2 separate regions of the Mus musculus genome follow, and region 2 is linked to region 1. The links are chromatin loops, found by intact Hi-C in ENCODE. Cell type or tissue: heart. All regions are shown on one strand. Each heading gives the region's core, and the rest is flanking DNA. Links, peaks and the distances in the headings are about the cores only.

The links. Peaks named below come from ENCODE experiments on the same cell type or tissue, not always from the same donor. Only the 100,000 strongest peaks of a DNase experiment are listed, where the experiment ranks them.
Region 2: it touches region 1 in a loop (1.9-fold over the local background); 1 of 42 quality-filtered maps calls a loop at or near these places.

The regions. Positions count from the first base shown.
Region 1 is chr3:136,795,803-136,811,222 of GRCm38, forward strand. It overlaps Ppp3ca (protein phosphatase 3, catalytic subunit, alpha isoform), which reads left to right. Exons shown (of 14, transcript NM_008913.5): 2 at 1,924-2,124. Among named protein-coding and RNA genes, the nearest start is that of Ppp3ca, 130 kb to the left of the region's middle. In heart, for the core only: no CTCF peak of the experiment used is centred there; a DNase peak (open chromatin) is centred at 6,989.
Region 2 is chr3:136,738,384-136,753,803 of GRCm38, forward strand. The region is part of intron 1 of Ppp3ca (protein phosphatase 3, catalytic subunit, alpha isoform); the gene reads left to right. Among named protein-coding and RNA genes, the nearest start is that of Ppp3ca, 76 kb to the left of the region's middle. In heart, for the core only: no CTCF peak of the experiment used is centred there; a DNase peak (open chromatin) is centred at 6,136; H3K4me3 peaks cover 369 bases; H3K27ac peaks cover 1,263 bases.

The sequences.
Region 1 (15,420 bases), core at 2,356-10,355:
CCAAAGTTGCAACCATGTGTAAAAGTTCATTTCCTGGTTTTAAAAAAAATGTATTTGCAATTTCTATAAATTAGAGATTCTATACATTTCATGACATTATCTAAGTCTTACTTCTTTGAGGAAGTATATTGTACAGTGGGAGAACAGATTTTGTTTTTTGTTTTTGTTTTGATTAATTCTTTTCTGCTGAGAGAAGAGTCTTAATGAAAATACTCTTTGGAACGTAGGATTGTGGGTATGGCACAGTCGAGTTCTGCAGATGGCATCTATGAATCTGAGTTGTCCAGGGGATGATTTCTTGTGTGACATCGATAAGTAATGAGTTTGAAAACAGCTCCTATCATAGCTTATTTATCAGAATTCCTGTCACCATCTCTCACAATGGATCTTTGAGTTTTCTGGCTTCTATAGGAGCTTGGTGAAAGAGTTATTTGTCACAATGAGCATGATGCCATGCATTCAACAGATGTTGGTGTGAAAGTAGCTAAAGGGAATTCTCATGTACAGTTGCATGGGGTAAATGGAACAAGGAATCAAGGATTGTGGTTTATTTTTTTAATTTTTGTTTTTATTTTTTTCACCTAAGCAACCATTTTGTCTTCATGACATTTTCCTGGTTATGTTTTTTTCTCCTTATATTGTCTCCTCCTATTTTAAAATGTTTTTATGTTCGTATGTATGTGTTTATATTTGTATCTGTGTGTGCAGTGTACATGTGTGCATAAATGTGTGTGTATACGTGAGTGTGAGAGTCAGTAGCCAGTGCCCTCTATCCCCTCTACCTTATGGTTTTTGACAGATGTCTTCACTCACGGGATCCAAAGCTTTTGGGCTAGATTGTCTGGTCTTTGGGCTCCAAGGACCTTTCCCTCTGCCACCAAACCGCAGAGTTACAGATTGAGTAAGCACGCCTGCCTTTGTATGTGGTGCTTGGGAAGCCTGGTGTAGGTGCTCATGCTTCCTGTGCAGGGGTTTAACCATTGGGCTACCTCACCAGTTCCTTCTTCACTCTTCACAGCGTGCCTTCAGCACACACACACACATACACACACACACACACACACACACACACACACACACACACACACACACACTCACTCACTCATACGCACACTCGCTCTTATCAGAGTCCAGAAGTCAACCTCTGGTGTTATTCTTCAGGAGGCTCTCAGCCTTGCATTTTGAGACAGGGACCTGAGACTCACAGGTCAGCCTAGCGGGGCTGAAGAGTCATCACTGATCCTTAGGGCACTTCTGGTCTCTATCTCCCCATGTTGGGATTTTAGGCACAGGTCACCCACTGTGCCTAGCTTTTAAAAACAGGGAAGAGGGACTTCAACCTTGTGTTGCAGCTGCTTTATGGCTGAGCTATTTGATGCAATTTTAAATGCAAATTTGACCTTCCTATTCAAGTATCAGTGCATTTTTGGCCTTTGCTTTAAACCGTCTGTTCGTTTCATTAATCGTAAGTGGTTAACGGTAGAGAGTTGACTCAGAGATGGAATTTTATTTTGAACAGATCTACTTGTCAAGATGCCTCATCCCTTCTATTGGTCCAAACAGAGCAGAACTATCTTTGCTGGGGTGGGTTATCAGTGGGAATTTAGGATCTGTTTTTATTTATGGCATCAGGGATTGCCTAATGGGAAGCACGTGGTCATATAAACTCATTCAGGATCCTTCTTATGCAAGCAGTAGTCCTGACTGAGAAGACCCATAAGCCCCTCTTTTCCATGGTCACTAATTATTTCTCAAATCAATGGAAGAAGTCAGTGTTTAACTCTTGGTAGACTCTGAATGTGTGTTAATTTGAGCTTGTATTAAAAACAGCGTTATCTGGTTAGTGACAGTTTTGGTGTCAGCGGTCATTGGCCTGTTGTTGATGAGCTTTGGTTAATGTAACCTTTTGACTTTTTCTTGCAGCCGTTCCATTTCCACCAAGTCACCGGCTGACAGCAAAGGAAGTGTTTGATAATGATGGGAAACCTCGTGTGGATATCTTAAAAGCACATCTCATGAAGGAGGGCAGGCTGGAAGAAAGTGTTGCATTGAGAATAATAACAGAGGGTGCTTCGATTCTCCGACAGGAAAAAAACTTGCTGGATATCGACGCACCAGTCACAGGTAAGGCCCAAGCATGGAGCCCACTCTACACCAACCACTATATAAGTCTTCCCCACCAGTGAGCCCTCAGACAACTTACACACCATCTGCTTTTACCATTGAATCTGCATTAAGGATATCATTTGTCCATTAGAAATATTTTGATTTTCACTTTTTGCCTACACAATTGAATTGCTGTGATCTCAAAAATGATGTGTAACAGTGTTGGTACAGATACTCAGTTGATTGACAGTGTTCTATCAGCAGAAAGCCTACCACAAGGCAAGATTCCTTGTGGTGTCCTCAGCCTTCACCAGAGCTGGAGGAGGCCATGTCTGAGGGAAAAGAGACTGAATGGTGTGCCAAGGATGGTCTTCAGGCTATGTACTCTCATCAGCACCTGGGAACTTGTGAAAATGTAGACTCTCAGGTTCCCCTTCCAACTACTGAGTCTGGGTTCCTGTGCTCAGGTCTAGTAGTCTCTGTTTGATTAAGTCCTCTGAGTTGTTCTGGTCCATATTAAAGTATGAGAGAATACTTGAGCCTCCTTCCTATGGCATTGTGCCTAGGGTTACTTCTTTAATGCTCTTTTTTTTGTCACTTTTCTTAGAAAGTTAAATATTTTATTGTAAGTATGCTCCTCTTGCATCATAAAAATGAAATCTTACTATAAGGCAGCACCTATTACCCAGAGAATTTAATCTACTGTCTATGGAGTTTGCTGAGAGTATAGGCACTTACTTTCAGTGGAGCTAAAAGTGTTTATTTTTATTTTTTAATATTTTAAACTTGGCCTGAGAAAACATTTCAATGGAGAATATTTGAAAGGAAAGGGACATGAAAAGATTTTTATATCCACTTGGGTTTTTCATCTTCTGAGTCTTCATATATTTATGCTATTGTTATTCAGGTCTATTTTTGCATGGGACAATACCACAGGGAAGAGGTTCCCTGAGTGTCAGAATAGACCTTTGCTGATTGCAGAGTACTGAAGGATTCTCCGTCCAAAGAAATTGACCTTATCCACAGTTTATTTTTGGTTAGCAATTTCAATGCTGATGGAGGTTAGAGTTTGGTAGCAGAAGGCATTTGTTCTTTTGAGATTGACTCTGTGTTGGGCCATTGTTACTAAGTCATACCACAAGCCTACCCTGTGCACATCTGAGTCAGCCCTAGTTTCCGTATTATCAGATGGGGTTCTGCATTATCTCCTGCTCATGCTACAAGGATGTGATTGTACTTCCCTTTCTTCCGCACTGAAACCCTAGAAACAAAATGAGATAAAATTAGTAATTTAAGACTACTAAATAATACACAGCAGCAAGAATATCTTATCACTTGATTGTAATTGCCTTATTATATTAATGATAATGCATAAGCATTAGATTATATCTTTCTGATTATGTTTATTTGTTACCTATAAGAATAAATGATACATGATTTTATTAGGTTTATTTTTCTCTACCTTTCACATGATAATGTGCACCTTCCAATGAAGACTTGATGTTAAATTCACTAATGAGCCAAATAGGTATTAATGAAGATGATACGTATAGCTAAAAATAAACATAAGATAATGTTTAGGGGAATATGTTCTCTGGAATGGCTCAGTCACCTCCTCTGGGTGAGTAGTTGCCCTTGGAAGGAAACAGAGGAAGATCGTGGAAGAACTGTGTGTATGAGGTCTCATCTCTGAAGTCTAACCCTGTGTGTAGGCTCAGGACACACCTGGCTCCTCTAAACAGATTCCACACGACACTTAAGCAGTTTTCAGGACAGAGATTTGAAGCTGTTTGGATCTCATGGATCATGAAATGTTTTATGTGTTTGCTGTGGTCACTACTCCATTTTACTCTGAATATAAAGATACAGATACTAGCGGCAAAGACACTGGGCAAAAAGGATTTATTTAACATCAAGGTAAATGGGAGAAAAGCTTTCTGTCTAGGCTGCTATACAAAAATATCTAAATCTAACTCATTTATAAGCAACAAATCTACCAGTATATTGCAAGTTCATGGTGTTAGAAGATTTAATGTTCCTGGTAGGTCCTGATCCCTGGTTCACAGACAATGGCTTCTCCTGTGTTCTTACATGGGAGAAGGAAGGGGGGCCCAAGTCTATAGACACTGACTGCATTTACAAGTGCTGTATAGTGCCATTCATGAAACCTTCCAGAGTCTCTCATACTGGATATTAGATTTCAGCATAGGCATCTGCGGGAGACCTAAGTGTTCAGACCTCAACAGGTACAGGAAGGAACATACTCTAACCTATGACTCTCTGAACATAAACTGAAACATGGATGAATTGGGGGAAAGTAGGGCAGATGGATCAAGGACCTAGAGAAGCTTTTCTTTTTGTTTGGAGTAAAAGTGAAATAACAGTAACTTGGAATCTAGACACCTCCCATATCTGAAGCCTTCTGAGCAACAGGGAACCATTCAAACTTTCAAGAAACCAGAACATGTCAGACTTTTGGATTAGGGATAGTCACCCCATAAAGTCATTTCAAATACTTAGTCCAGGAAACCTCTCCAATCAAGCCTTCAGGATGTAGAGGTCCTGGACCTGATTTAAGACCTTGGTAATGTTTTATGATATCTGGTGACCTTATTCTGAGATTTTACCCTATTTGGACAGCTGAGTCTACTAGATGATATTTATATGTTAACTTAGAGTTTATTTGTTTAGATAATTGAATCAGCAAAGTTATATAATTAGTTTATACTTGAAAATTATCATAATAAAGTATCCTTTATATAATTCTCTTTGCCACCCTTAAAAGACAAACTGTGAAAGAATTCAAAAAAGAAAGGAGAATATAAAAGGGAGTAGGGTGGGTGGGCAAGGATCATATATTGGTAAGACATAAGGAAAAATGAAGGAGACATGATTGTGTTTTGGGCAGATAATGGCCTGAAACCTGACTTTAATGTGTCTGTTTCTCATTTTTCTTATGGTCATATATATGTGATTTTGGTGTGCCTGTTTTTCACGTTTATGGGCACATGTATGTGCATGTGGGCAATTCCACATTAAGGAAAAAGCAAATGGCAAATAATGTATTTGCAAATATTTGTTGCTCCTTAACTTACTTGCAATTCTTTTGTGCTTTTTATTAATAAAAGTATTTTCTGTGTAGGAGTAGAGCCCTGACATCTGCCATAATTTGATTAATTGTGTTGAACCTGGGAACCAGTGTTTTGGTTAGTAACAATTGGATATTCATCCCTTTATAGATTTTTAGGTAGAGGAATTTTAATCAGCAACATGGCTGCTCTGGCAAGGGATCACATCCAAAGATCCTGCTGCAATGCATGCCCTGGATCAAATTTGGCTGGAATATAGACACACCCTTAATACACAGCTCTAATCCCTAAATATGAAGGTAAGGTTAGTTTGTAGAAGGAAGCAACCATATGTGAAAGAAAGTGATATCTAATTGAGGGGCAGACAAAGTGGTGAATCAGAAAAAGATTTCACAGAATGAGTCAGAGATAGACTATGCTCACTAGAGGGGCTACTTAAGAGCAGCAAGAGAGACAAGAGGTATGGTGTATGGTGTTTATGGCAGTTTTACTGAGACAGGTTACATAGAGAACAACCTAGACATCAGTAAAGACCGAATAACCCAAAGAATGAGAAGGAGCCAGAGGATTATAACATATTGCCAAAGTTAATTCTGAAAATTGGCTCTTGTTTTATAATTGCTCCTCTGCAAATGTATATACATGATACTTTAAAAAAAAGCAGCTAGATATTAGTGTGACCACTCAGTTTGGTCAATCAACATGATAGATATTTATACCTCTGATATAGATGATGTGGGGTATGAACTTGCGAGCAAGACCTGGTTGCTGCCCTCCAAGGACACAGATGATAGCAGGAAACATTGTCTGCCCAACGAAAGGCACATCACAGCTCTCACTAATCTAAAGGCCATGCATGGTCTTTCTTACCTTTGGAAGTATAGCTGTCTCAAAGTCCAAACTCCTTTTCATTTTCCAAATAATAGTATAGTGGTTTCCCTGACAGTATCCACTGATTAGATTATTAGAGCTTAAAAAAAAAAAAAAGAAAAGAAAAACAAACCTAACTGGGACCCAACCTGTGCCAGGTATGAACTAGAACTCTTCAGGAAGCTTGGGACTGGGAGCGTGCTTCCTTTTCTTTCCTAAAGGCCTTCCTTGGAATCACACCACAGGTAGATACTTTTAATTTGTTAGGAGCTGAGGCAGACGCCTCTGATAATGGGGGAAATGTAGAAAAGAACTTGAAAACTGACAGGCTACCTAGTGTTTGAATGGGTCCCTCTGTTTTACTATATGAAAAAGATGCAGAATAGCCTTCTGGGTGGGAAATAACAACACAAATTGAAATAGACATCTTTTGAATGGTGGCAAGGATTATTGTTGAAAACCTGGTATGGTAGGTGGGTGAGCAAGCAACTGAAGAGTGGAATGATCTGGGCCAGTCCTGTTGTATCAACTCTGGTCAGGAACCAGGCTTTCAAGGAAACCCTGATTTTGGCAGAGGGAGGCCAATGAGTGTAAGGTATTCTTGCAGATTCCAGCTTGGTACTGCATGTCCTATGGAAAGTCTTACTCTCCAGTTTCCTATTGGCTGAGCAGAGTACTCTGAGCCTGTCGGTGGAGCAGAGGCAGAGCAGGGGCTTCAGCTTCTGCAGAGTGATTTAGAACCCTGATTCTGCTCTCTGGGCTGAGGGCATGGGCGGGCATCATCTGGGCTAACTGCTAATCTCTCCGTCTGTCTGCTTCCTGCAGTGGCGGATTTGTCTCTGGTGCAGGTCAGGATTCCCTCCATGGCTAGGCCTGCCATTTAGCACATCAGGCAGTTGCCAGGAGAACCCTCTGGCTTTGTTCCTGGATGTGAGAGTGGACCTGGGGCCAAGTTTAAGGTCACGGTAGCCCTTCCCTTGAAGCAGCTGACATCAATTAGAATTCCCCTTGCCTGCAACTCTGGGGAGAGCTAAGTGGCATTGGATTCCTAGTGGGACCTAAAAGATCAGTGTTTATTCTTACCCTACTATCATTTGTCACCAGGAAGGAGTGTGGACTTAGTTTACATGGGGACAGAATATTACCTTTCTGCAGTTTCTGAAACTTGCACTTTCAGTGGCCAGATTTTCAGGGCTCTCTCTGCAGTCCTAATCCTATTGGTACCTGGCCCAGGGGCGGCAAATCAGTAGTTCTGACCTGGCAGGTGAGGTAACACACACACACACACACACACACACACACACACACACACACACACACACACACACACACGATGGAGAAGATAATGTCTATTTTTCTCATCTTTTCACTTCTTGATCCTACCCTGTTGACCTTTCATTAACAAATGAGAAACGGGACTGAAAGTACCATGGTGGTTAGCCTTTCCAGATGGGAACACCAATCAGAGTCAACCCCTGGATGTTTTCAGAGGTCTCGAGTCTGGAACAGAGACTTTGAATATCTAATGAGTTTCTGGGTCATAATGATTCTCTTGAAATTCTGCATTGTGAGATCTGGTGTGAATAGAAGGGTCAGAGTCTCATCACTGAAGACCTTGCTCTGCCCGGGCTCTTGTCTGTATGACTAAGGCTTTCCAGGTACACTGTATTGTGGGTGCTCTTCTGTGTCAGAACAGATCTCATGTAAATATTCAACTGATTTGCTCAAAGTAAATTATAATAATAGCAAAATTAAAACATATGGGAACTCCAGGGTATATTTGTTTCTATATTTCTGTGTATGTCAGTCATATCAATAAACAGCAGTTAAATATCGGTAATTTAAGCAGCAGGTATCCTTTTATCATTTTCCCTATTTCTAACTCCCCCTCCAAATTTATTAATATTTGTCTTACTGCAGTAGTTTGGAAGTTTGAAGTGCCATATAAATTAGTTAGAAATTTCTGTTTTAAAAAAAGATATTAGTTTTTTTAAATTTATGTGTGTGTATGTGTGTGTCTAGGTATGTGAGTGCCACCATTATGCAAGTGGCTTTCAAGGCCAGAAAGGATGTCAGATCCCTTGGAGGTAGAATTACAGGGCCACCTGATATGCGTGCTGGGAATCCAACTGTGGTCTTCTGTATGAGCAGCAAGTGCCCATAACATTGAACCATAACCCCAACATCCGAGGTCATTGCTAAAATAAGGAATCTGTAGGTTAAATTTTGTTGTTGTTTTGGTTTTTGTTTGTTTTTCTTAATACTCTCAGCTTCTGAAGGAAGGACCGATTTTTCTTGTTTATAATCTAAAACCCTGGGAGAGAATAAAATGAGGATAATTGGGAAGAGAACGCATACATAAGATAAGTCAAACGTAAAATGAGTTTCTTTTAGTGATCAATTCTTTTTCTACTTATTTTTTTTTCAGTTTTTTTCAGTTAACATACAAGGCATTAGATGTATTTTTGGTGTTTCTGAACAATGTGTGCTCTGAGATTCCCCCTGCCCCCTTTGTGCCCGCCCACAATATCTTGATTCCCTTCTTATTCTCTCCAATGTTTACCTTTTCAGATGTGGCTCTTTTTCCATCCCTCTGCAGTTTGTCATCACCTATTTTTACTCATTTGGTCTCTTTTCAATAGTTTAGACCTTATAGGCACATATACACATATGTATAAATATTTCATATATATGCATATAAATTATATATATACATACACATATACGTGTGCGTGTGTGTCTGTGTTACTTAATAGACTAGGATTCATACATGAGAGAACATTCTGGCTTTGTCTTTCTTACTTCACGCCACATTTACTTAATGATCTCATTTATAAGAATGGATATTAACAACGTCATTTATTTATGCTTACCTTTCTTGTCAGGATCATACATTTTTGTTGTATTGGAGATAGTGTTTTTCTTAATGTGTTGCTTTTGGTTTTGTTTGAGTTTTATGATCTGATATTTGACACTATAATATTAAAAACTTCTCTTTGGGGGCATTGTGAGTTGAGTCAGACAGCAAGGGCTCTTTCAGCCAAGAATTACCACCTGAGTTGGATCCCTGGGGCCCACAGGTGACAGAAGAGAACCAAATCTCAACTGTTATCCCCTGAGCTCCTTCCATATGCTATAGTGCACACACATGCACAGGCATAAATAAATAATATAATACAAATAAGGCAAATCAATTAGAAATTCCTGGGCCTAATCTCACATTAGATGGAGTCACTAGCTGGCCTGCAAGTGTGCCATCGGATCTGAGATGCTACCGAGATGGCTTGTTACACAGTAGGTCTATCTGGGCTTTGGCAGCAGAGGCCTATGTCACTTTTTGCTTCTGAAGGGGAACCAATTGAATTGATACCCAGAGTCACTTGTTTCCCTTTTTAAACAAAGGCACGTTTGACTTTTCCTTTCTACTTTGTCAAGGTGATAGGCAAATTTGTTTTTATCTTCCATAACATAATCATCGGATTCTTTTTTTTTCTCTTTTTTTTTATTACGTATTTTCCTCAATTACATTTTCAATGCTATCCCAAAAGTCCCCCATACCCTCCCCCCCACTTCCCTACCCACCCATTCCCATTTTTTTGGCCCTGGCGTTCCCCTGTATTGGGGCATATAAAGTTTGCGTGTCCAATGGGCCTCTCTTTCCAGTGATGGCCAACTAGGCCATCATTTGATACATATGCAGCTAGAGTCAAGAGCTCCGGGGTACTGGTTAGTTCATAATGTTGTTGCACCTACAGGGTTGCAGATCTCTTTAGCTCCTTGGGTACTTTCTCTAGCTCCTCCATTGGGGACTCTGTGTTGCATCCAATAGTTGACTGTGAGCATCCACTTCTGTGTTTGCTAGGCCCCGGCCTAGTTTTACAAGAGACAGCTATATCAGGGTCCTTTCAGCCAACCGGATTCTTTACTTTAGAGCAAAGTTAAAAAAAAAAACGAATTGGGCTGTATCCACCATTATGGTATCCCACACAGCATCTCCTCAGACCAAGGGACTCATTTTCCAGACAAAAAAATGCTGTCAGAAGCTCATGTTGATAGTTTGACCACGTACTCTCCAATCCTAGTCCTGAAACTGCTGGCTTGTTAGAAGGTGGAATGGATAAAATCACAGGCAGTGCTCTAATTGGTTGGCAGTATCGGGGAGGCAGCTGTGCTCATAGGTTGTATGATATGTGGAATCACCTGGCGGGTCCAGGTAAGTATGTTTTCACATAGTTTTTAAAAGGTAAAGTTTGAGTGCATATTTAACTAGTCTGTAGGTAAGTGTGTGGTTATCAGATAACACAGACTTGAAACAAAGGCTTCGTTTGTTTGAAATTTTCTTCAGCATGTTTTAAACACTAATGGTGAGTGCCTTCAAATGAAAGCCTTAGCTTAGTATTAACTTATTAAATATATATCAAAACTAGGTGAAAGTTAGCGAATTATCTGCATTATTGATATAAAATATCCATTCAAGTTGAGACTCAATTAGGGAGACAATAAAATCTTCTTTTTTTTTTCCTTTTCTTTTGCAAAACAGTTTGTGGCCAGTTAGCATATTTTATTATTGTTGACATAACCTAATCTATAGATTTTTTTTTCCTTTCTCACTGTGGACTGTTCTGGTGTTCGCACATTAAATTGGTCTAAACAGTTTATGCATGGATGTGAGTACATTTTAACAAGGAGTGCAGTGGGTCAGAATAAGAGATGAGACTCCAGCCCTGTAATGCAACCACGTGTTGTGTGTTGGCTAAGGACAACATTAGCCTTTATTTTCACCACACCCAGTATCATATCTGGGTAAATCCTTGATTCTTGTAGTCTGCTAGTTGCTGGCATGTACCATGGGGCAAGTGATTTCATCTGTCTTCTTTTTAACTTCAGGTAGTGCAAGGCTTTCCCAACCTAGAAGCTTAGGGTCTATGAAGTACAGCAGAGACGTACGTGCCAACGGGAACTTGTTTCTTTTGTCCTATCAGCCCTATGTGTCTACTGGCTCTTGTCATTGCTATCTAGCTGAAATGGCAGCCTGTGGTTCTACTTCTCTGCTCAGTGATTCGCAGCATAGGCCATTTAACTATATTAGTTTTAGCAACATATAGGAAAGACCAAGTGGGGTATGAAGTGGGGCAAAAAGGTGTAGGTAGTAAGTCTTTGGACCATAGCCATCTTAAATGTCAAGAAAGTTAACTGTAATAATGTTAATTATTTTTTAAAAAATGAAAATGAAAAATGAGCATTGACCATGGTGTACGGACATTAGTTAGAAGGAATAAAATAAAAATTAAAACTTATGAAATATTAGCTATGAAATGTTTTCCAATTATAAGAAGTTGTTAACTGAACATGTGAGTGTAGACAATTTTTAGGCACCTCTGCCTTGATGCTTTGCATTTGATGGCTGAAACCACTGTGATAACAACACACTTTATTTTCAAATCTTGGTGATTGACTTTTTAAAACAATAGTTTGTAGATCCTATGTATCAGCAGACAGGAGTCTAGCAGGCTAACTGTCATCTGAGAGGCTTCACCCAGCAACTAATGGAAACAGATGCAAAGAATCACAACCAAAGACAGCTCAGGGAATCCTGTGGAAGAGGGAGAGGAAGGGTTGAAGGAAGCAGAGAGGTCAAGGATGCCACAAGGAAATCTACAGATACAACTAAGTTGGGCTCATAGGAGCTCACAAGGACTGAACCGCCAACCTGAAAGTATGTATGGGATGGACCTAGGCCCTGTACACGTATGTAACAGATGTGCAGCTGGGTCTTCATGTGGGACTCCTAGCAATAAGCATGGGCTGTTTCTAGCTCTGTTGTATGCCTTTGGATCCCACTCCCCTATCTGGTCTGCCATGATTAGCCTTATTAGGAGAAGATGCACTTAGTCCTACTGCAGCCTGATATGCCAAGGTGGGCTGATATCCATGGGAGGCCTTCCCTTTTCTAAGGAGAAATGAAGAGGAGGGTATCCCAGCAGGAGAGGTGAGAGGGAGGGACTTGGAGGAGAGGAGGGAGGGGAAGCTGCAATAGGGGTGCAAAGTAAATAATTAGTGAAAAAAATAGTTTGTAGAACCAATGCAAAATCTACATTTCCTGGATTTTGTATTTGCAGATATTATGTGAATGTATGTTGCTTTATGGCTCTCAAGGAATGGTGTAGGTTTCCTCAGGAATCAAGCACTGTTTGGTGATAGTTTTCCTGAATCTTTTTCATTGAAGGCTTGCAAGGGTTTCTAGAAAGCCCAAGATGTCTTTATAATGCTATCTTAGTAAGTTCCAAGATAATGTCAGCAAGTCTTTGAATAAGATAACATTATGCAAGTATCAGAAGTAAAGTTGGAAAAAATAAATTGTAGGTTAAGAAATTGTGTGTCAAAATAATGTGTATTGATTAGCCTCTAATATGCTTTTATTCTTTTCTATTCTGTGGAGTGGTATGAACCATTTTCAGATAATAGCTGATATTTCAGATTCTATTTCAAACAATGAAGCAGCCTGATAGTAACTCACTAGGTAACCATTTTTATACATGAAAAAATTATAACACACACACACACACACACACACACACACAGAGAGAGAGAGAGAGAGAGGGAGAGAGAGAGAGAGAGAGAGAGAGAGAGAGAGAGAGAGAGAGAGAGAGAGAGAAACACACCCAAACATATGTTTACAAAGCCAAGTAATATTCAAAGGTCAGTTCACTCCCCCATGACCCACAGGACCTTACTTTTAAGGCACAGATTTATAACATGTAGAAAATGTGGGACTCATTTAAATAAAACTTGAAATTCTTTGAATAGTTCTTGATACAATTCAGCCATCCAGTGAAGGAAGGACTCCAAACTGGATTTTCTCTTCCTTTTCCCAAAAATACCCATTAAGTGGTAATTGTTGCAAAACATTGGTGCCTGCCTGCCTCTCCTCTTCTTCTCAAAATAAATCAGTTATTAGTTTCTAAGATGAAAGACAAAGGCTGGGGGATTGATTGAATGTGCACAGATGCTATCTTCATAAGCATGGTAAGTGTGATGATGTAAGTTTGATCTTACCAGCCTACATAAAAAGCTGGGTATGGTGGTACACATCTGTATTCCCAGAATTCGTATGGCAAGTGAGATATAGAGACAGATTACCTAGAAGACAACAGGCTGATAGCTTGGAGTACACAGCACAACAGCAAAGACAAGAGAAACCCTTAGAAAATGATGGCTGACTTTTGTGTTCTATCTTCACACATCAAGTAAGAACTTACATCATGGAAGGGGATCGAGTAATACTCATGAACTTATGGTGGTAGCAGAATCCAGTCCTTAATAGCCTATAACCTAAATAGCTAATTGTTTTCTGCAGTGGCCTTAACAAGTGTTTACAGTATTCATACTTATTTTTGATATATGTTTAGTTAAGAATAGTTGTTTGATTTTTATGATGTCAAGAAGAGTTAAAATAAAGAGAAATTTTTGATAAGCTTTCCATAGAGGACATCATGGAATGTTGTTCTGTCAGACTTAGTTGACTATAGACTATTATTGCCTCTCAGCATATATTCTCCAGGTCTCACTTTTTCAGAGCTCCCGGTTTGAAGGCAGACTGTGGCCCAGCATACTTTTGTGGCCCAGCATACTTTGTAGCTATCCGGAGGAGACACACTAGATTTCAATCAAGGAAATGTGAGCAAAAGTGGGGTATGTGACTTTGAGACCATACATCTAAGACAAATTCAAAAGTCTTTTCCATATTACTTTCCTTGTCAACCTATTTAGACGGGCAGGTGCTAAAGATGTCACACAAGCCATGAGTCAGATGTCATATGTCACACAGACCACGATATAACACATGGATGGTCCTTGAGGCTCAGTTCTTCATATGAGCCACATCACCTAAATTATTGTTCATTCAAAATAAATGATTTTTTTTTCAGCTCATTTACACCTGAGTCCTCATTGTAAATTCCAGAGCCTATATTCTAACTCAAATATAAATTCACTGATATCTCTCCTTCAAACTGTCATACTCCTACTCAACTATCGCTACATTAAGTTGTTGCTCTAAACCGCACTGTTTTCTAGAGGGAAAAATACTGTGTTGTCAATTTAATGAACAATGATTATGTTAGGAAATTTCCATTTACTTGGTAGATATCCCTCCCTGACCATTGATATAAGTTTGGTATATTATCAAGAGCGAGCTTACATCTTATGTCCTGAGAAACTTGCTTTCTGGAACCCTCCCATAGTGCGGCCTTGTTCTTCCTGAGTTCCCATAGCGTTTTTCTGTGTGTGCCCACATTATTTAATAGTTACCATGTGATATTTTGTCTCTAACTTGGCTGGAAGCTCCTGGGGAAAATCACTGTAACTAAAACTTGACAAAGAATATCTTCTCCATGATCCCCATGCCTGCATCTGCGAAACACTTTGTGATTTTAACTTGATTTCCTGTCTTGTGTCATCTATAGGTTTGAAAACTTAGAGGTCTTGGATATATTCTCTCATTATTTTTGTGTAAGCGAGGGTTGAGGCTGTTTTCTCTTATCTTCCACTTTCATTGTCTCAGAGGTGTTGAAAAGCCCTGTAGTTTCTCTCTGTGACAAATTGTGATAAGTAAATAATCTCATCATGTGTGACACTTTAACATACATCCTACGTTTTTTTTCCACATGAGACACTTACTTCCTGCTATTATTCTTTTTATTTTGACAGCCTAATGATTGTAATTCTTAACATCATTATTGTGTTGTTCATATTATCCTCTTACCCTGTATAGGTCTTCTCATAATTTCTTGTATAAAGATTTGACATCTTCTTGTATGTCTCTCCGAGCCCATTCATAACTCACAAATGTTCATAAAATTGTAAGATAGAGTTTGTTTTCTCCAAGTTTTTCATTGCCATATATGTCTGTCTTTTATGTTACGAAGCAATTGTTAATGTCTTTCCATTTTATATGTCAAATGCAGTTGGGTTTATTTTTGTTTGTTTGTTTTGAAAGCAGTCTGGCTAAAAAAGAATGGTGATCTGTGTTTTGTGAATTTTCCTCAGAGCCTCTGAGATCTCAGATTTGAGGTATTTGAGGAGAACTGAAAACTGGAAATATTGTTTGCATAATGCAGGATCCTCCATTTTAGTCTCTCTAAAGTAATTTTTAAAAGATTTTCTTTTGTTTCCTGGTGGTCGGAGAGATGGTTCAGCAGTCAAGAGGGCTCTGTATTAGTCCAGAGGACCTGAGTTGGGTTCCTAGCAACCGCTTTGAATTTTTCACAGCTGCTGCCAGTAACTCCTGCTTCAAGGGAACTGACACAATCTTTTGGCCTTTTGCAGAGACTTGCATGCATGTACCCAAACATAA
Region 2 (15,420 bases), core at 2,899-10,898, 57 kb before region 1:
TTAATTATGGTAAAAGCAAAAACTCAGAAATTCCTGGATGGTAACAGAAAAGAACTGTAGAGTTCATAGTTCGAAAGGCCCCGACGTTTCCTTCTTTGGGAGAGATCAGGGATTCTTCTTCATGAACCAGGGCGTCTTCTCTGTGAATCTAATGTTCAGAAACTTTCTGTTGACTGAAAGTGTTTGCAATACCAAGGAACCAAGTGGCTTTGAGGCCAAGGGCTTACACCCAGAAATTCTGACTTCATTGTGATCTGAGGTGGAGTCAAGAATGTTGTTAGTATAAGCTGGTTGGATATTTTAAGTGTTTAGCCCTGGGCCAAGGGCCATGAGATTGTTAAGTATTTGAACATGTAAGGATTTCTGAGATGGATGACATATTCCAGATTCCTAGGTATTATACAATAGGTAGATGGCCCAACTTTGGTTCCAGGTGTTACCTTTGTAAGAGTGAGAACTGAAAGAAAAAAAAATAAAGGTTGAAAAAAAGAAAAAAGAAACTGTCCAAACTAGGAAGGGGTTCAGTTGGTCAGCTCACATATAGTTTTCCCATTGTGTGTAACACGGAGCAGGCACACACACATTCACATTTGCTGCACACTGTCTCCTGTGGATCGTGGCGGGGCATTTTTAACTTGTTTCCCTTCAGGTACTTGTCCTGCCTCACACTATTCCTCTGAGTCCTCTGCCCATCAGCACAAGGCCACAAAGTCAGCTTTGGGCAGATGTTAATGCAAATTTTCTCTTCGCCAAACCCTGGAGAGTAAGGTCCTTGGGTAGATTGGAGTTATAACTAACACCAGCCTGATTTGCACTTTCCTCATTCTTCTCAGAGGGCAGTATGGACAGTTAAACACTGCAGAGCATTGTTGAGTCCCAGGGAAATAAACCGGTCAGTCTGGAGGCAGGCCTCCTATTCTCAGATGTGCTGAGGGCTCGTGGCTTCCTCACCTGCCTTTTGCTCCGCTTCTGTTCTGTAAAAGAAGATGTTTGAATGAGGCAATTACCGAAGAGTTATACTTCTTACGTCATAAAGCGCAACATTTTTATTACATCTCAAAACACCATTTATGTCTATGTCCTATTCTCTTAACTTAAATTCAGCCCAGACACTGACCATAATAATGTCAGCAACACTCAGTTGCATGCAGTCCTAACTCTAATGTGGTCTTCATGATGTAAATCAGGAGTCTACCGTCATCTTGGGTCTATGTGTGCACTTTTACTGATTTCACTTAAAATGCTTCTATAAGATGGTAGGCCATTGTTTATTACTGCAGATATTCAGAATTATTCTTGTTAGAAGGTGGAAGACACTGGGAGATTCCTTCATTTTCACTGAAGGGTAGAATAGGAGAAGGGTTGTGCTAACCATCACATTTCCGTTTATTCTGGCTCCTTGTCATTATTTAACTCACCGAATAATTCTTAGGAAATTATATTAGGAGGTATTGTTGTCTCTATCATGTAGGAAGGTTAATCATTGTATAAAATAGTTCATACTTTACTCCCATAGGCAGGTTTAAGTAGTCAGAAGAATTAAGTTAAACAATTCTGAAGAGAATAAACATGTGCTTGATTCTTTATTTTGATAGATGTGTTTGTGTGTGTTTGTGTGTGTGTGTGTGTGTGTGGTGTCAGGTAATAACATATATAGAATATTTGTAATTTTCAGGTGATAAAAACGTGAGGTAAGTGATTTCCTAATTGTTTGGAATTTCACACAAATGAATTTCTGAGTTACTACACTGCTCTGTGATTCTCTGGCCCAGCGCTTCTCAATAGGATCCCGATACATTTGAAAAACTCAATGATCTGAACATGTTAAAAAAAAAAAAAACGATTACAGCCATTTATACATTTTGCTTTATGTGACTGCAAGTGATGTAGAGGCCACAGGATAGCTTGCAGAATGAGGCTGTCTCGACCTTGCAGGTTCTGGGGATTGAACTCATGTCATCATGCTTGGTGGCAAGTGCCTTTACCTGCCGGGACATTTGTGCAGTCTGCCCCCACCCCCCCTTCCCAATTTATGTGTTAAAACTCAATGACTATGGTGACTCCAGATCCTTTGGGAGTGTGAAGCTATTCGGGCCATGGATTTTAGAATCTGAATCAGGTGTAATCCATGAGGAAAATCAACACTGCATCGTAACATGTAGAATGTCTCTACATCCTAAAGAGTGAGTTCTTTCTGTAGCTTTAGGGTTAAGGATTTGCTTCTGCGGTGTCCCATCTAGATATGTAATAGGTACGCTGCTACACCAGTCTTCAGCCGCTTTCCTAAGGCCCCCTCACTGTGAGGTGACTAAAGTGTTGAAGGGGTTGAGTCAGGCCTACACCCCAAATGCTGGAAGTGCTTAGACTGCCACTGGATCTGTCTCTGTGACTTAGCTTTCCAGAAGCCAGGTTTAGTATCTCCAAGATGGAGGTACTCAGCAGCGCTTACCTCATACAGCTTGGTGAACGTTAAGTTAAACAGTGCATAGCACGTGCTTAGTTAAGAGACTAAAGTCCAGCAAGAACTCAGTCAAAGTGGATGACATTCCCATGCTTACTCAACATATTCTTCTCGTTTAGTTGCCTTTAGTTACTTCTGAGAAAGGTTAGCTACTACTAACCACCTTCTCCCCACTCCCCCACACCCTCTCCTACTTCCTCCATCGCTCCATCCTTCCATGGATCCCTCCCTCCCTCCATCCCTCCCTCTATCACTCTCGTTTGTCTTAAGATCTCACCTATTCTCTAGGACAGTGGACTTAATTAAATGGACTTAAACATAGTGGAGAGAACAGCAAAGGGCTCTGTTTGCCTCCTGTCTTCAGTTACGAACTCAACTCGCAGGGCCTGAGGCTGACATCGCTTCTCGATGGATGAAAGACCTTCTTAGACGAGGGTGCATTTAGATGACACCGTTTTTCAGGCACGGAAGATCAGCATCTGCATTCCCAGACACTTTAGAATGGTGTCGGGAAAGGAAAAGCTTTCCTGAGAAATCAGATAGGCTGTTTTGAGGAATGATTTTATCAGGACATTTAAATTTCATGTAAGGATTTAGACGTTCTCTTTTGATTGGATTGTGAACTCTTCTGGACGTCTAGAACGGAAGTCAGGATGCTGCGGAAGTTTAAAATTACTTCCATTCTAGTAGGTTGGACAGACAGACAGACACGGGCACTATTGACACCAGAGAACTGTATCAAGGGGAAGTTGAATCAGAGACATTGTCACATTCTTCACTGTGGCTGTCCAGGTCTGTGTTAGACCCACAGCGTGCACCTTTGCTGCACTGTCATGTGCTCTGGCCAGCAGCTGCTGCTGAGACATTAAGAAAAGAGACCCACTGTAAAGCCTCTTGAACTGGCTGGCTGGCGGAAATGCACACAGGCTGAAGAGAGCAGCCTCTGCCTGGAATGGCAAGAGTGTCTGGAACCGGAATGCTCAGGACATTTCTCCTGCTCTGTCTCCTCAGGCACTTAGGACATTGCAAGGACACACTTTTGAAAGAGGTGGGGGTGGGGCACGCAGTCACAGGGGATTGTGGCTGACACAGTAGCTGTGTATGCAGAATGGGCCGGTTCGAGGAAAGTAGGCATGAGAGACATGCCAGCTCCTTTTAACTTGCATGTCATTGCTCTGACCACAGACCATCATCTGTTAAGGAAGACCTTTTTCCTTTCCTTTTCTTTCCCTTTCCTTTTCCTTTTCCCCTTCCTTCCTTCCTTCCTTCCTTCCTTCCTTCCTTCCTTCCTTCCTTCCTTCCTTCTTTCCCTCCCTCCCTCCCTCCCTCCCTCCCTCCCTCCCTCCCTCCCTCCCTCCTTCTCTCCTTGCTCCCCTCCCTCCCCCTCTTTCTTTCTTTAACCTAGGAAATCTAAAATATCATTCAGAATTTTTCTATTTTTCCGAGTATAATCATTTCAGTGGAGCACTGTGGATAAATCCTATAAAATAATAATGTGCTTTATAATTCTAACCAGATAGCACTGAGCCTTATCACATGCATTCCAGCACCACACTTGCTAAGCTAGGACTAAAATACCTCACAGTTTAGCTTTTCTGTTAGAACATTCTTGGTATTCCCGGTATAACTTGAGCTGTGCACAAGTGGTTCCCACTATGCGGACTCCCCTTTGCATGCAGGACCCTGAAGCAGCTAGAATTTCCTGATCTTCCTGGAGAGCCTGGTCACCTTATTGTAGACCGTTGTTAAATGAATGATTGTTGGCCCCTCAAGTGGAGAGGAGGTGAAAATCCCGGAAATGAGAAGAAAACTGCCAAAATTCAGGCTCCATTCCACTCAGCTTCATGACCTGTGCTTTGCCCAGTTTTCAAAACTGTGTTATCTCAAAGACATGTGAGAGGGAACAGTCGGCCTATAGGGTGGTTGGGCGAAGTGATGTGGTATGTGTGTGTGTGTGTGTGTGGGGGGGGTAGACAAAGATAATGTTGTTTTCCTCTGTGGGGAGAAGGAAGTGTTTAGAGTATTAAAAACACTTAAGCATAAACTGAAGCAAGCCTCTAAGTTCCTGTTTTTGGTAAATGGGGAATCCCAGGGCAAAGATGAAGAGGGCCTACCTGTTATCTGGATGCAATCAACGACTCAAACCCAGAAACCAGTGTGGCTTTTGCATGCTAGGCTTTCCTGTATGACTAGCGATGCTTGTGTGAGAATTCTTATTTAGGGCGTGAAGAGTTAGATTTTGAGAACTGACCGTTTGTCTGTTTTCTTCCCAATGAGGTTTCATGTCTCAGAGTTAAGTTCAAGAACATAAGATGATCTCACTGTAAAGGTTGACTAGAGCCAAGCTGAGCCATTCTTCCAGGCTTTGGGGAAGAGGTGAGGGATGGGTGGGAACAGATGAGGTGAGGATAAAAACTCCTCAAAAAGAGAAGTACATAAGTCATTTTTGCTGTTGTTTTGTTAAAGTTGTACCATGCCTGTCCAAGTCTAGCTAAGGAAACTGCTCACTCAGACGGTATTTTTCTGATTCTACTTGGGAAGAGAGTTAACCAACATTAACATTTTTGGTTACATATGAGGCAACATTCTGAGTAATTTACACTAATTAGTATTATCTGTATTTGTGTGTTTGTGTGTATGCATGTGTGTGTGTGTGTGTGTGTGTGTGTGTGTGAAGGCTCTGTACATCACATTGATGGATAGCTAAGGCATCCATCACACTAAAATCAAGTGGTACTTAACAGAGCAGGCTGCATGCCAGATGCAGTCCAAGTATTTTATATGTTGCAACCCCTGTAATCGTAGCATCACTGTCTTAAATATAAATGTTATATTTAGTCAGTTGTCTCTGGTTTCTGTAATCTAGGTAGTATTGATATAATTCACAAACAATGAATATCTTTGGGCCTTTTTGCAATCTGATAACAGCTTCGAAGAGGTAAAATGAGATGATAGAGGCATTTGGGGTTCTATCACTAATACAGAACTTTGTAAAAAGTGTCATAGTGGCCAGAGGGAGATCTCAACTTCTCAACCTAGGAAGAAACAACCTGCTTCTTTAATGCTTTTCCTTGGGACCTCTGGGATACCTTTCTCCTTTAGTCATCCTTTCAGTCTATGTTCATGAAGGAATAAGCAAGACAACGAAAACAGAATAAATCCGGAGTCAATGGTAGCAGAAAAGTGTCTTGGGAGCTCTTCTTAAGGTGCAGAAATTGTGATTCTCACGTAGATAAAGGACTCTTCAGGGGTGCCCCGGAGAGGGCAATGGCGGACCCATCACCCTCAGCAGATCCAGTCAGATCTCACCACATATTTTTTAGGTGACCCTGACAACATTAAACTTACACAAGTTTTGTTTCTTTCATTGTGAAGAAAATATAGCAGTGAGCAAAGCTACTTCGTAGCATTAATGAGGACACTAAGTAGAATAATGCACTTGAAAATGTCTGGTTCCGTAGATGGCACACACAGTGAAGGCCGGTTCTCCTTTTGTTCTGTTTAGTGGCTGTGACTTTATCTGTTGTCTTAGACAAACAGTCCTGATGGTGCTGCTTCTCCTGGGACCAGGCAAACACTCCCCAAACACACAGTGCTTTCATAACAGGCCTGTTGACTCCTTTTCTCATTAGCATTCTGCAGCCAGCTCCACTCATTCTAACCACATCAGGCTTCTAAAGGCTCCTTAAGTGGAACTCTCTGTTGTAGATAGGCTTTATTTGATATCAGCTCGTACTAACACAAGTGAGCTGGTGCCTTGGCTCACCAAATATTTGCCATCATTGTTGGCCAACGATCTTGACTGATGTGCTTTGAAAACATGTGTCGTTACATTGCTAGCAGGTGGGCATTTGTGGTTTCTGGGACTGTCATACGATTCGACACCTGAATGACATCATTGTTGGACTGAAGCAACGATGGCTGAGACTGTACTTTGCTGACTGGAATGTAATCTGAAAGGCAGTATTCTTTTCTCATTTGGTATGAGTCTCTTCTGATGTTTGATGACTCTAGACGGTTGAGTTCATAGACTCGGATGCTCATCTGATAGGATGATGATATAGTCTCTGTGTTATATTAGTAACTGCTCTCTAGGAAGAATCCACACATGGACTGTGGTAATAATACGTGTTTTCAGAGAGCGCGTCTGTGAAGCAAGTGTAGTGAGTAATAGCTCAGCATCATGTTCAAGGGCAAAAAAGGAGTAAAGGTCATTAGATGTACTTGTTGCTACCCCCACCCCCACCACACACACACACACTCTTATTTTAGCCACAAATAACAGGAAAGTATATCCAATGACAAGTATGTAGATAAAAGAAGGACAGAATGATTTAGAAATCACAACCCTGTTTTAAAAGAGGGATGAAAGGAGAAGAGAAAAGCCAACAGTAGACTTCAAAGGGTTTGTTCTGATGTTTTCCTTAAGAAAACACAGTATTAGCACAGTATGAAAGGCAATAGTAATGAGACAAGGTAACAACCTAACGGATCTTCCAGTGTGCAGAGAAATGATGTCCAGAGACAAACATGTAAAAGCAGCATTTACATAAGCCTTAATTGCTTAAAATTTGGAAACTTTAATTTCCAGGGGATTAACATCTAAGTTACAGCACTGCTGTGCATCTTGTCAGGATTTGGTTACTTTTGATTGCTACTAAGACACTAGATTTGTGTGTGTGTGTGTGAAACAGTTCAATTAATTGTAAATATAACCAAGACAAAATATTGGCGAGGACAGCAGAGTCTGTGCCTTCCCTCACCGCCCCTGCACTCGGACGGACGCACAGCTGTGATTTAGCAAGCAGCAGGTGCACAGAGCTACTGTAAGTGGGAAAGCAAAGGCGGTGATGTAACTAGGGTTTACCGTTGTTGGTGTTGCTGTTGTTGTTGTTGTATAAAGTGAGGAAAAAGAGTTTCTGGTCTCCAGTGAAATAAGGGACAGAACTTGAGTTCCAGAGAAGGAGGGAAGAAGCAGATGTTTGAAGTTGATGTCAATGCTGAGTGCTGATTCCTCTACCCCAGTGGGCCACATTCTAGCAACCCTCTCTCTTCCCTTTTCTGTTGCTCCTCCTTCTTTGCATTCCCAAGGATTTTGTCAATAGCATTGTAGGAATTAATGAAAACTTAAAGGTTCTTGAGGTTATTAGAATGTAAATATGATGTGATGTAAGTGGCTATTTACATGTGACAGGTGGCATCAAACAGCATTGATCAGCAATAAGGAAGAGCACATCTCAGAGGTTTGTCACTGGGTTTAGGGATTAGACCTCTCTGGTCATAGCTTTGGAGAAAAGTCTAGATAAGTTCCTAGGAGTAATAAGAAATTTGGCAACCACAGGGCTCCTCCCCTCCCCTCCCCTCCCCTCCCCTCCCCCTCCCCCCTCCCCTTTTTCCTTTCCTTTCTTTACTGGGTTGGGGAGGGGGCTATAAAATTTGGAGGTTTCTGCATCCTCAAAGAAATGGGTGAAAGCAGAATTTTCCTGTACTCCATCTTGTCTTGGGTTTCCACCTTTTCATTCACAGTGCTGTGGCACAGTTTTGCCATGGGTCTGTGCACACGTTCACACGGCTCAGACTTGTATATTACATAAGGTTGGATGCTGTAAAAATGGAAAACATGAAGGTGGATGCTCATGGGCAGAGTGCTGCTGTGCTCTACTATTTTCTAGGAGGATGTCAGTCTGTCTGTCTCTGCCTGCCTGCCTTTCTGTCTTTGTGATGAATCTTGAGAGACGTCTTCTTTCCTCTCCTAGTCACGTGCACACACATTTCATAGACTAATTTTTTTCGTTGGTGGGTCTAGACTGGTGTGACTGCTGTAAGGGGCCGGAGGAAGCCCTGCCTGGGTCCTAACATCATATACAAGAGTTAGATCAATTTTATTTTTTTCTTGGTGATGTCAGGCAGTAGTGCTGGGTGTTAGGGATCAGAGGAGATAATGGCAAAGGCAGAAATGTTTCTGGGGAAGAGATAGGAAAATGTCATGCAGATGTCTATCTTGGCCTTTAAGTCCAAGAAATTGTATTCTTTGAGAAAACTGAGAATCACACCCGAAATGCTACTGTAGGTTTTGTTGACAAGGATACTCATATTAATCTTCATATTGGATCTTTTCAGTTGCTCCTGGCTTCTTCTCTTGAGTCTTGTACCTCTTCCCTTCTCCAGGGTGGGGGCAGGGCAGTTAGGGCTGGAGAGTCTGGTGAACATTTGTGGCTGAACTCAGTGCCTGGGCTCAGTATGTAGAAGGTTGATAAAGAGATGGAAAGTGAAAAATGGAAGCAACTTTTGTCTGAATATTTTTTTAAAAAAAGAATGGATTATTAATTTGTACCACCGACCTACAGGGAATCGGGGCTTGCCTCTCCAAATCCTCTCTAACATTTGTTGTCAAGATTTTGCTGACAGCCATTCTGTCTGGGGTGAGGTAGTATCTCAAAGTGGTTTGAATTTGCATTTGTCTAATGGCTGGGGATATTGAACACTTTTGCAAATAGTTTCTGGCGTTTTGAAATTTCGTCTTTGGAAAATGTCACCTCGGATCCTTTGCCCATTTGTTGATTGGCAGTTCTATTTCATTTGTATTTGATTTCTGGATATTAGCCCCCTCCCTGTCTGAGGTGTAGCTGATAAAGATTAATCCTGTTCTATAGATTGTCTGTTTTTTCTATTGGTCATTTCCTTGGCTGTGCAGGAACACTTCATTTGCTTGCAGTCCCATCCAATAGCTCCTGTGTTGTTGGTCTTCTAATAAAAAAAAAAACTTCTTGGCTACTCCAAGGCCTTAAGGATCACCCCGGCATTTTCTTCTAGAAGTTTCAGTGCCTCTGCTTTTAAATGGAAGGTTTTGATCCACTTGGAATTTATATTGTACAGGATGAAAGTTAAAAATTTAACATCATTCTTCTGCAAGCATAAATCTAGTTTGGCCAGCACTATTCGTCCAACAGGGACTTCCCTCTAAGTGTATTCTTGCTTCCTTTGTAAAGAATTAAGTGGGCATAGGTTTACCGTTGCATTTCCTGGTCCTGCATTCTATAATGCACGTTGGTCTTACTGTATTTTTATGGTGAACCAGGCTGTCTTTATCACCATAGCTCTGAAGTACAACTTGAGGTTCAATATTAAAATAATTTTAACAGTATACTTACTCTTTAGGATTAATGTGGCTATTCATGGTCATTTGTGATTCCATATATATTCTTACATTGTTTGTCTAAACCTATAAAACACGATGTTGGAATTTTTATAGGTATTACATTAAATACATAAGTGAATTTTTATATTAGCCATTTTCACATTATTAATTTTGCCAATCCAGGAACATGTACAGTCTTTGTATTCTCTAGTATATTCTGTGAGTCCTTTTACTAGTATCTTGAAGTTTTAATTGTAGAGGTATGTTTCTTGAGTTAGACATCTCCCTAAATATTTATTTTGTTTGGAGTTACTTTGAATGGGATATTTTTCTTTCCTCAGAGTGCACTGTTGGTGTAAGTGAAGGCAACTTTTCCATTCTCTTTTCTTCTCTTATATTGACTTTTTTGCTCTCCTGCTTTGCCGCTAGTGTTTATGATTTCCATATGACCCTGCAATTTTACTCCTGGGCATATACCCAAAGCATGCTGTCCCCAACATAGAATGTTTGTATCAGTGTGTGTATTTCTGCTTTGTTCACTCTAGGAAAGAATTAGAATCAGTCTGTTTGTATATCAGCAGAGTAAAGGATAATGAAGATTTGGTATAATTGGTGTGTGTGTGTGTGTGTGTGTGTGTGTGCGCGCGCGCCTACGTGTGAATGCATGCACATGCATGTGCGCCTGTGTGTGTGTGTGTGTGTGTTGGAATTTTTAAAACAAATCTTGCCTCTAATTAGTCAGTAAAAATCAAATCTTAGAACTGTTGTAAAATTATTTCATTGGATTTTCTATTACAATGTTATGAACTTAAACTGGCATGGTGTATGTACAATTCAGTTCTCAGCTCACGCTTCGCCACTGTCTGGTGTGAAGCCATCATGTCATGGACGCATTCCTTACTGAACACACTTTCTGCTGCCTCAGGCTCTACTGAAGATGGAAACAAACTGAGCAAGTGTGGACACATTGTTCTTATATTTCTCCTGACCCTTCTGTGGCGAATGCAACATTTCTTGTATATCTTTATAAAAAAGTGGTTACTTTGTTAATTAGTTCATATTTTATTAAAAATTGTCCATAAAATAGCTGTTCTAATTTGTAGAGGTGAATTTTTAAAAATATTTATTAAAGTAATTATTTATCATAGATAGATTGTTGACTCTGCATGTGCTCTGTGTGTGCATAATAAAGACGTATTCCTTGTACATGTCGTTATGAATATATGTTGAGGGTGCCTAATTGGAACAAGGACCTTGGCTTTCAACAATATCATTGTGTGTCTATAATCCTTGAATAATGCTTTGGATTTGACTAGCTACACAAAGAGCAGATGGTGAACTGGGCCAAGTTGACAGTCACCATTTGCTTCTCATTTATATAATTTGTAAAAAATGTGTCTAAGGAAAAAAAAAAACAATGTACAGAGACCTTCTCTGTTGTAGTGGATGGGAAAGCAAGGACATTTTGGGATAATTATATTTTAACCTGAATAACTTTATTAAATCAGCATTTTTCTTCCATGAGCACCCTCAGTGTGTGGTTTTTGTCTGTTATTGTTGCCATTCTTGGTCACAATTTGATCAGTCTCTAAGAATCTTAGAAAGTGTGTTGACAGTTAATTGAGTTTACTAAATGCAGTCACTGAATAGGAAGTAATTGTGTGCTGACCTGGAAGTGAGTCTCTTACTCCCCAACTTAGGCTTAATTTTTAACTGGGAAGGAAGAGGGGCTATTATTATTATTATTATTAGTAGTAGTTGTAGTAGTAGTAGATGATGATAATGATAATGATAATATTATATCATTTATTCTTTGTTATAATAAATAATATAAATATTATTATTATTTTGGTTTAAAACACTTGATTTCATTTTTGCTGAATATTGGAAGTAGCTCATTGGGTGGCATTTTACTGTCTAGTTGCTGCATCTGTCTCTCATTGCTATTTGTTCTTCTGTGTTTATTTTTGATACATCCTTTATAAGTCCAGCTCTGAGAAAACACAAACAAACAAACAAACACACAAAATGACAGCCACCAACCAAACAGAATGTCCACTTGTTGTTGGAACTGACCAGGGCCACATTCTGACTCAGCACTGCTTTTCATTCCTCAGGGAAGCCTGGATGGCAGGCTGCTTCCTCCCCGCTGAGGACATGTGACAAAGAGTGTGGCTCCCTCTGGGTGGGATCCTCTGTCTTCCTCTGTGTATGTCCCCGATTGTGAAACCTGGACTTCTGGGTTGTGTGACATTGGGACTACAGCAGCTGTTGCCCTGAAAAGAGACCTTTAAGGGAGAGTAGGGGGATGAGGTATAAGCCCTGAGAGAGGCTCCCACCATAATTGTTCATAATAACAATGGCTTGTTTTGGACATCCGGGTCTGTATAAAGCAGAATTTTACTTAGATTTCATATGTGGATTTCAGAGGGATCTGGAAATTTCAAATTCAGTGCAGCAGATTTTTCAAAATAGATTTTGTAAGAATTTACTACAGAATTAATAAGAATTCTGTTTCTCTGAGTGGAATTTTGTAGTTCTCTATAAATTATCTGATTTCTACATAAAGTCTTTATTTAGTCATGTGACAGACAGAGAAATAAATCAGGTTTAGGCCCGATTCTTTGGGTAAGAGGCAAAAATTTTTTAAGTGACAGTACTTAGATACTGGCGCTATTGCGCTCCGGTAACAACATGGACTTAGGAAGCAGACTGAAGGGTGAGATTGAGTCTGGGTTCTGTTGCATATTTTGAATGTCAGTGTCCTCATTGGGACATGAGGCATACTTACTCTTAGACAAATTTTTGTCTTAAATCTGGGTTTTATTTTCTGCTTTGGAAGTAGCGTCTGGGAGAATGCCTCATTGAGCAAGGGTTGTCTGCCTGAGACAACGGCAGTGTAGTAGGATGGTCAGGGTCTGAGGTCTGAAGGACATTGTTCCAGTCAAGCCTTCGGTTAAGGAGGACATGGCCTGTGGCCTCCAAATGTGCCATGTGTGTCAGCCTGGCAGCCTCAGGTGTTTATATAAACACTTGCTTACCGGCGGAACTTGAGATGTTCATTTCCTTTATGTTTTGGAGATGGTAAAGTTCTCCTCCAGGAGGTTAACACAAATATAGCCGTATACGTCAACCAAGGAAGAAAGAGGGCATTGGAGTATGCTTGATTTCTAGTGGCAATTGGTTATTGTGCATTTTTATTCATCTGCTGCCTGGAAGTTGCTTTCACTATCTATAGCTTTTCTTCCTTGTCATTCAGAAGCTGGAGACTGGAGACTCATGGTGGCGAAGCAGCATAGGACATTAAAAAAATAGTTGTTGATTCAAAAAGGTGAAGGTCCTTACTCACCATTGTGTTTCAAAGAACTGCTCACTTTGTTTTTAAATGTCTTCTGTGATTGTAGATGTGTCTGTTTACTCTCAGCTGTTAGCAACACTGTTAGTCCTATAGCTATATCGTGGAAACATTTTTGTGTTGAGGTTTGCAGTTATTAAAACACAATACAAATGTCTTTAAGACTCTTCATTTATAGATGGTATAATATAATGTCACAATATATGCTTAGGAAAGAATGGGGAGGTATGTATATGTAGATACATATTCGTCTTTTTCACTGAGAAGTGGCTTTCAAAAGACTTTCTGCTGCTTTCCTCTCTTGTTTTCCTCTTTCTAGTTGGCATTTTTTTCCATATGGATATAATCCCATGATTCTTGGAAAGCTAGCAAGGTCATCTCCAGTTCCTCATAAATTAATATTAAATGCATAATGAAAACATTAAATTCAAGACTCTTTAAAAATATGCTTTAAGTTAAGCTGGGCACGGTGGCAGACACTTGTATTCTCGTATTCAGGTGGCATAAGCTAGGTTAACTCTGAATTCAAAGCTTGGGCAACATAGATAGTTCTAGGCCAGCCTGGGCTACATAGAGAGACCCTGGCACTATCAGAAAGAAAGAGATAGGGGAAGGAGGGATGGAGAGGGATAAGCGAGAGGGCGAGGAAGAAAAATGAGGGTGAAGAAATTTTGTTTTGTTTTAGGTAAAGGAATATAATAAATTCAAAAGCATTAATCTCTCACAGGCGGTGGCTATATTTTATTTGATAAAAGGAGCCACCTTCCTGCTCTCAGCATGAGGCTTCAGTAATTTGTCAAAGGAAAGAATAGCTGGTAATCACAGATGAGACATTTTACATGCCTTTAATTTTTTTTTTTTGTTTCCCCTTAATGTAAATGTTAACAATCCATGGTATCCACAAAGGGGAATATTCTTGCTCATTAACCCTATTAAACATTTTCAGGCAAGAAAAAAAAATTAACCTCACTTGGGGGAAAGCATTGAGGCTAATGAGTTGAATGGAAAGATTTTTAAAAGTCACTGTGGGTTAACTAATTATGCTAATTCAATACTGAGGTGTCAAACAGTACAGTTTGGAATTTACGAGGTTAAATATTTGGACTGAGGTTTCATCAGTGTGCTGGGGTTAAGTGTTTTGAATACAAGTCACTGTCAGTCAGGCATGCACAGTGTCATCCTGCCTGGTGGCAGAGAAGGTGGCAGGGGATGCTATTCTCTCTTGCTGGACTCTGAATCCCAGAGATTCGCTTGCACCTCATTAACTTGCTCCCATGGCTAAGGGACTTACATTGTTTGAGGACGTGCTAGTAACACGCTAGGAGGAAGCTTAGTCTAATTTATAGCAGGCATCACACTGGCACTTACGTGCTAAGAACTCAGTTTTCCTCTTCCTTTGAAGCACATGTAAATGTACAGAGAATGCATACACATTAAATGCGGGGTTCAGTAAACTATTCACGTGATACCTCAGTCACCCAAAATACTGTAGTCAGAAGTTGTTGAGTTGCACCTCGGCAGTGAGGTAATTAGAGAAGGGGCCATTGCTCCGATTCTGCATTATGTTACAGGGTTATTTGTGGAGTGTTCTCTATGGAGTGGCGTAATAGGAAATAGCAGATTGATTCTTGTTCCTTCAGCTTTGTCAGGAAAGCATGGCACACATCACAGAACTGATGGAGAAGGCCAATGCCACGAAGTTGTCATACTTTGTCTTAATCTAGTAAGAAAACAAATATAGGATACATACTTTAAAGGTTTATCTATAGTAAGTGGAATCGAAAGCCAACGTCTGCTGTTAATTCAGTCATGTTCTGAAAATGATTATTTTCATAGCTAAAATGAACATGCCAAGAAATTAATGTTACCATTTATCCCTTAAACACAACTTCTTTTGCATTTTTAATTTTTTAATGTTTAACTTTGGTATTCATGAGCGAGGAATAAACTGAAAGGAGACATTAAAACCTCACCCCACTTTGCTCTTGGAGTAGGTGAAAGATTTCTAGCAGTCTTGTTCCAAGATCTTTTATTGTGTTTTTGAATGGTTAGTTTAACAGAAGTAACAAGGTTAGTTAGTAAGGCAGTAATACATATTTTACATTACAAAGAATAAAGATAAAAAACTAAATTTATTTGCCTTATTTATTTGGTTTGTCCTTTTTCCTTCCTTCCTTCCTTCCTTCCTTCCTTCCTTCCTTCCTTCCTTCCTTCCTTCCTTCCTTCCTTCCTTCCTTTCTGCCTTCCTGCCTTCCTGCCTTCCTGCCTTCCTGCCTTCCTGCCTTCCTGCCTTCCTGCCTTGCTGCCTTGCTGCCTTGCTGCCTTCCTGCCTGCCTTCCTGCCTGCCTGTCTTCCTTCCTTCCTTCCTTCCTTCCTTCCTTCCTTCCTTCCTTCCTTCCTTCCTTCCTTCCTTCCTGCCTTCCTTTTATTTTTTCTGAGTCAGGGTATCACTATATACCTCTCGCT